Linked DNA regions of Homo sapiens: region 2 is linked to region 1. The links are chromatin loops, found by intact Hi-C in ENCODE. Cell type or tissue: B cell. All regions are shown on one strand. Links, peaks and the distances in the headings refer to the core of each region. The heading gives the core; the rest is flanking DNA.

Region 1 (2,900 bases), core at 277-2,776:
ACCTAGGAGGTGGAGGTTGCAGTGAGCTGAGATCGCGCCACTGCACTCCAGCCTGGGTAATAAGAGTGGAAACTCCGTCTCAAAAAAAAAAAAATTATATCCTCACCACATGCCCCCTACCATTGCTTTACAGATAAGGAAACCAATGCTCTGGGGGACTGGGTGGGTTGCCCAAGGGCATCTGATGAGAAAGTTGTAACGATGAACAGAACAGGATTCCTGCTCTTGGGATGTCTTTGAAACAGGAGCCTCGTGAACTCCTAATTCATCTGTCCAGGTTTCACTCTGATACCCTTCTTGGGGGAAATCTTCCCTGCCTCCTCCACCCCGCAGAGTTCCTTAGTCTTGCACACAAGACGCTTCGTGACCCAGCCCCTGCTGTATCATCTTGTTACTCTCCTCCTCCAGTCACCTCAAGACCTGTGGTATCCCTGACCACAATACCTATACCTTCATGCCGTTGCACGTGCAATCCCTCTGCCTGTATCACCCTAATCCCACTACCCTCAGACTGCCTGAAAAACTCTGTTCCTTCAAAACCCCATTCAAGAGTCACTTCACCTGGAAAGCCATCCCTGAGCCTCCTGGGCAGGGTGGGGGATCCCCCTGAGGGCTCCCCGTAACACCCCACACACTCAACTTCTGCTAGGGCACACAAGTCACACGTGGTCGAAGTTAGGTCAATATGTGACGTATGAATGACTTGCCAGTAGCGTCCGTCGCCTGGGTTCAAGGGCATAGTTCGCTAATGACACGGGCCTGCTCTTCTCACTACTGTCCCCCAGCCCCGCAAGAGAGGGACGCAATAAATGGCCAGCAAATAATCTGCTGACAGACTGAGCTGCTGCGGAGTTCAAGACACACGGCTCCCAAAGGTCCACAGCGGGAGACCCTCGAGCTCCTACGACCCACCCTCTCCCGGGCAGGGCTCCCTCCCCGATCTGCAAACCGCCTTCTCCAAGCGCATGCCGGACAAAACCATCCTCCTCGCGGCAGAGACCCATCCCCCGCCCGGGCGGCCGCGCGCACCCGGCCCGCCGCGCTCGCGCAGTTTGAATCTCCCGCCTGCGCGGGCGCCGCGGTGCGGGCGTGAGAGGCGCGGCGGCGGAGGGGCCGCGCGGCCCTAGCTCCAGCGAGGCAGCGCCCAGCCGCTGCTGGAGCGCCCCGCGGGGCCGGGGAATCGCGAGCCCGCACCGCGCCTTCCTGCCTCCGGGCTTCACGTGGGGCCGGCGCCGCGCGACACGGGCGAGAGCGGGCAGCGACTTAGGCCCGCGTGGACCGGCCCGTGCTCCGGCTGTGGCCGCTCCGCTTACCGCCCTCTGCCCGGACCCTCCGCGCGTCCCAGGCGAGACCTACCTTGGTGCACGTCGGCCACAAGGAACTCCGGCGCTCCCCGCCGGGCCGCGAACTGCCCCAGAGCATGCGCTCTGCAGGCCTCTGGCCCCGACCCGGGTGAGAAAGGAAAACAAAGAGCCCGGCGGCCCCTGGCGGCCATCCCAGGATCTGCATGTGGCGCGCTCCCGGGCTGGGGGAGCCCTTGGCCGGGCTGGGGGAGCCCTTGGCCAGGCTGGCTCCCCTGGCCCGGTTCCAGTGGGCGTGTATTTTGGAAACCCCAAATCGGGACACGTGGACTAACAACCAGAAAGACTCCTTGAGTTCGGTCTGTTTAGGAAAATCTTGTGCGGTAGGGTCTGTACGGAGAAAAAAGATACTCATCTTCCCTACCCTCAAGAGGGCATGGAGAAGGTTGAAAAATCAGACTATCAACAACCACACAACGCTATGACAGGGATACCCAGAGGGGCATCTGACTCAGTCCGGGGCTTAAGAACAGCTTTCCAAGTTAAGTCTAGGGGGGCAGGACATCCTAGGAGAAGCGACGTTTGCAATGACAGGGAACCACGAGAACCCAGGGAGGTTGTGGGAAACTGCCAAGTAGATGGGAGTAGAGGGTGCCTGTGGGAGTGACAGATCATGGATACAGGGTCTTGTGTGTCTAAGGGGTCCAGCCTCTATCCTGAGGCAGTAGGGATATATGGGAATTTGGGCACGGGAATGGCATGATCAGATTTTTTTCCCCGTGAGTTAACATCAGATGGGTATGTGCCCATGTCTTAACAAGGTTTGAGGGAGGCACATCTCATATGCGTGTGAACACCCAGTCATCTTCTTATGAGCTACAAGAGCATCCTAATATGATCAGATCTTATAGAACAAAATAGAGAATGGACTTGGGGAAAACGGGAGCCAAGTGGGGAGGAGCAAGAGGAATGAGAGAGACCAGATAAAATAGAAGGGTGTGAGTTGGGGTTGGGTTAGAGATGGAAAACAGGTACCAAGAAAAGGCTGTCTCTTATTAACACCCATTCTTCAGGATGGATACAAACAGTTCTTCAGGATTTCAGGTGTTCCCTGAAACCCTTGCAAAGGACGTTTTCTCGATTTCATGTTGATTCAGACTCTGAGTCATTCTACGGCACCCAAAGTCTAGATGGACACTTTTGATGAGTTCTTACCAACTGAACTGAACTTTTTTTTTTTTTGAGATCGAGTCTTGCTCTTGTCACCCGGGCTGGAGTGCAATGGTGAGATCTCGGCTCACTGCAACCTCTGCCTCCCAGGTTCAAGCGATTCTCCTGCCTCAGCCTCCCAAATAGCTGGGATTACAGGTGCCTGCCACAAAGCCTGGCTAATTTTCGTATTTTTAGTAGAGACTGGGTTTCGCCATGTTGGCCAGGCTGAATTCTTATATGCAGAGCCTGCCACAAAGCACTCCCCTGTCTTCAGGGTTTCTTACCTCTCCAAGTTTACCTCTGCCTCCATCATGGACTCCTCTTTTGGATGATGTACTGTGAAATTTCTCCAACTTTTAACCCTGGGATCTCTGATCTCTCTCTCTC
Region 2 (2,900 bases), core at 268-2,767, 150 kb after region 1:
GTTGTCCCAGCTACTCTGGAGGCAGAGGCTTGAGCCCAGGAGGAGGTCCAGGCTGCAGTGAGCAGTGCTCAACTCACTGCACTCCAGCCTGGGAAACCCAGCGAGACCCTATTTCAAAAAATAAATACATAAAAATTGGCCAGGCACGGTGGCTCACGCTTGTAATCCCAGCACTTTGGGAGACCGAGGCGGGTGGATCACCTGAGGTTAGGAGTTCAAGGCCAGCCTGGCTAACATGGTGAAACCTTGTTTCTACCAAAAATACAAAAACTAGCTGGGCATGGTGGCACACACCTGTAATCCCAGCTACTCAGGAGGCTGAGGCAGGAGAATCGCTTCAACCTGGGAAGTGGAGGTTGCAGTGAGCCAAGATCGTGCCATTGCATTCCAGCCTGGGTAACAAAGTGAGATTGTCTCAAAATAAATAAATAAATATAAATAAATTAAATTAAATAGTCGGGCACAGTGGCTCATGCCTCTAGTCCCAGGCATCTGGGAGCCTCTGGTGGAAGGATGGCTTAAGCCAAGAAGTTCGAGGCTACAGTGAACTAGGAGCTCTCCACTGTACTCAAGCTTCAGCAACCAAGCTAGACTCTTGTCTCTTAAATGAAACAAACAAACAAATTTTACCTTAAGCTGATTCTAGCAATGCAGTCTTCCAACAGGAGGACATACACAGTTACCATTATCTAGCCAAATTTGATCGAATCCACAATCCACGCAGTTCCGCGGTTTCCGGTAAGAATCTACCACACCTCATCCCCTAAACTGGCTTCATTTCTAAACGGGCTTCATTCCTTTTTTTTTTAAGATGGGGTCTTGCTGTGTTGCCCAGGCTGGTCGCGAACTTCTGGCCTCAAGCGATTCTCCTGCCTCAGCCTCCAGAATAGTTGGCATTACAGGCGCGCGCCACCACGCCCGAAATTCATTTCTTTAATTTGGCGAAAAAGTAAGTGACTTCTAGAAGCCACTGGGTTTCTGGTTCCTCTATAAAGCAAATTCTTCCACTGAAGGACTTTTTCCTTCCACTGTTTGTTTTAAAAAGAACAAGAAAAGGAAGAGGTTGGAAGGAGCGAGGAGCTGAGTGTCCGAATGAAGCACTGGAGGGTTTTTTTTTTTTGCAAGCAATCAGTGATGCCCTGTAAGTCACTCTCCTCCGAGATTTGGGAGGTGCGTGAACTGCCATTCTACCATTCACCACTGGTTCTTTGGTCCACCGATCACAGATGTGAGCTGCACAGACATCGCAGCAAATTCGATGCCTTCCCGGTTTCCCGGAGCCGGGGTGTAGAGGGTGGGAGAGAGGGGTCGCTTCTTTTCCTTAATCTCATCTCTCCACCAAGAAAAACGTCGGGAGTTTCGTGCCCTGAAGCCGCCCAGGCTGATGTTTGAAAGTTAAATAATAACCTCCAGGTTTTTACAGAAACTCCGCCTGGCTCCGAAGCCCCCGTTCTGCCCAGCAGGGGTGCAGAGGTCTGAGGCAGGACGGTTTTGAAAAATGTACTTTGACCCGATCCGGTTACTGTAACCGGATCCCCAGGGAGCAGTCCCTGTTGGGGACCGGGGGAACAGGCTCCCCCGTGGCGGAGACTCCATGCACGGACACAAAGGGGGAGCAACGCAGCCCAGACAAAAGGGCCCAGCCAAGTCTCGGGGGGCGGAGAGGGCGAGCCTGCGCGGGCCCTGCCTCAGGCGGAGAAGCCCGGGTTGGACCGTTGTGGGAGGGCCGAGGAGGGAGGCGGCGGCCCCGCCCCGCCCTGGCCCGAAGCGACGGCGACCCGGGCCGTTACCTTCTGCCCGGACCGGGACCCTCTCGCAGAGCCAAGAAAGGGGCCGCAGCCTGAGAGGAGGCCGCAGCCTGATACTGAGCGCGTCCTGCTCACTTTCCCTTGCTCGCTGAACTTACCCAGATCTCCGCCGCCGCCTCCTCAGCCTCCACAGCAGCCTCTCCCGGAAATCCTACCTGGCCCGTTGGCCGCCAGGCAGCAGCCGGAGCCCTTGGCCCCCGGGGAGGGGGAAAAAGGGAGCCGGCTGGACAGTGTAGGGTAGGACGTGCCGCCGCGGAGGCTTACGGGACTTGTAGTCCCCAGCAGGGGCCGGTTGCCCGGCAAGCTGAACAAAATGGCGGGAAGCGTGCGTCCTTTCTCTCCGGGCGGTCGTCCTCCTTACGACCTCTCTGGGCATGCGCTGGCCGCTCTGCGCACCTTGTGTGTAAAAGAACTTGGGCACCTTTCCTGGTACTATGGGAGGCAAAGGTCTTTGGGCTTGGGAGGACAGGGTTCAATACTGGGCTCCAGGCAGTACCCAAAAAGGGAACTGATACAAGAGTGTTGTTTGAGAAAACTGTATCCCTGACTGGCCAAATTTCAATCATAACCTCCCCAAAGGAAAAACTATTTATTGAGGACCAATTTGAAGTGCAAAAAACGTACAAGCAAGTTATCTACCCTCAGTGTTGTGCGTAAGAAACCCAGGAATCATTCTGGACACTTCCCTCAAGCCATTAAGTCCAGTCATTCTACATCCCCAGTATTTTAATTCATTTCGATATCCTTCACTACTATCACCTAGTGAAAGCCACCATCACTTCTCTCCAAGTCTCAGTAGTTTCAGGCCCTAGGCTATCACCCTCCGAAAACCTTCCTTGCTGCTGCCAGAGGACCCTTCTAAATGCAAACCCATTGTATCACACAACCTAAATTAGACCTACATGTAAAACTTGAAGCTACGGCACATCTAGAGGACATTCCAGGAGAAAAATCGATGTGACTTTTCAAATACACTATCCATAAAATTAAAAAAATTGGCCAGGCGCGGTGGCGCATGCCTGTAATCCCAGCTACTCAGGAGGCTGAGGCAGGAGAATCGCTTGAACCCAGGAGGCGGAGGTTGCAGTGAGC

The links. A loop is a pair of places that touch in the nucleus more often than their neighbours do. Peaks named below come from ENCODE experiments on the same cell type or tissue, not always from the same donor. Only the 100,000 strongest peaks of a DNase experiment are listed, where the experiment ranks them.
Region 2: it touches region 1 in a loop (4-fold over the local background); 17 of 110 quality-filtered maps call a loop at or near these places.

Annotation. Positions count from the first base shown.
Region 1 is chr1:28,516,765-28,519,664 of GRCh38, reverse strand. RCC1 (regulator of chromosome condensation 1) reads right to left here. Exons shown (of 13, transcript NM_001381865.2): 4 at 2,798-2,900. LOC124904836 (small nucleolar RNA U13) reads right to left here and starts at 2,189; the gene lies at 2,090-2,189. RefSeq lists enhancers at 457-666, 1-810, 811-1,662, 2,737-2,796 and silencers at 807-896, 947-1,586. In B cell, for the core only: CTCF peaks have their summits at 1,292 and 1,503 (motif pointing left); a DNase peak (open chromatin) is centred at 1,414; H3K4me3 peaks cover 1,482 bases; H3K27ac peaks cover 1,843 bases.
Region 2 is chr1:28,368,832-28,371,731 of GRCh38, reverse strand. PHACTR4 (phosphatase and actin regulator 4) reads right to left here and starts at 1,992. Exons shown (of 14, transcript NM_001048183.3): 1 at 1,907-1,992. RefSeq lists a silencer at 1,619-1,838 and enhancers at 1,920-2,214, 1,865-2,820. In B cell, for the core only: a CTCF peak has its summit at 1,447; DNase peaks (open chromatin) are centred at 1,581 and 2,121; H3K4me3 peaks cover 1,807 bases; H3K27ac peaks cover 1,890 bases.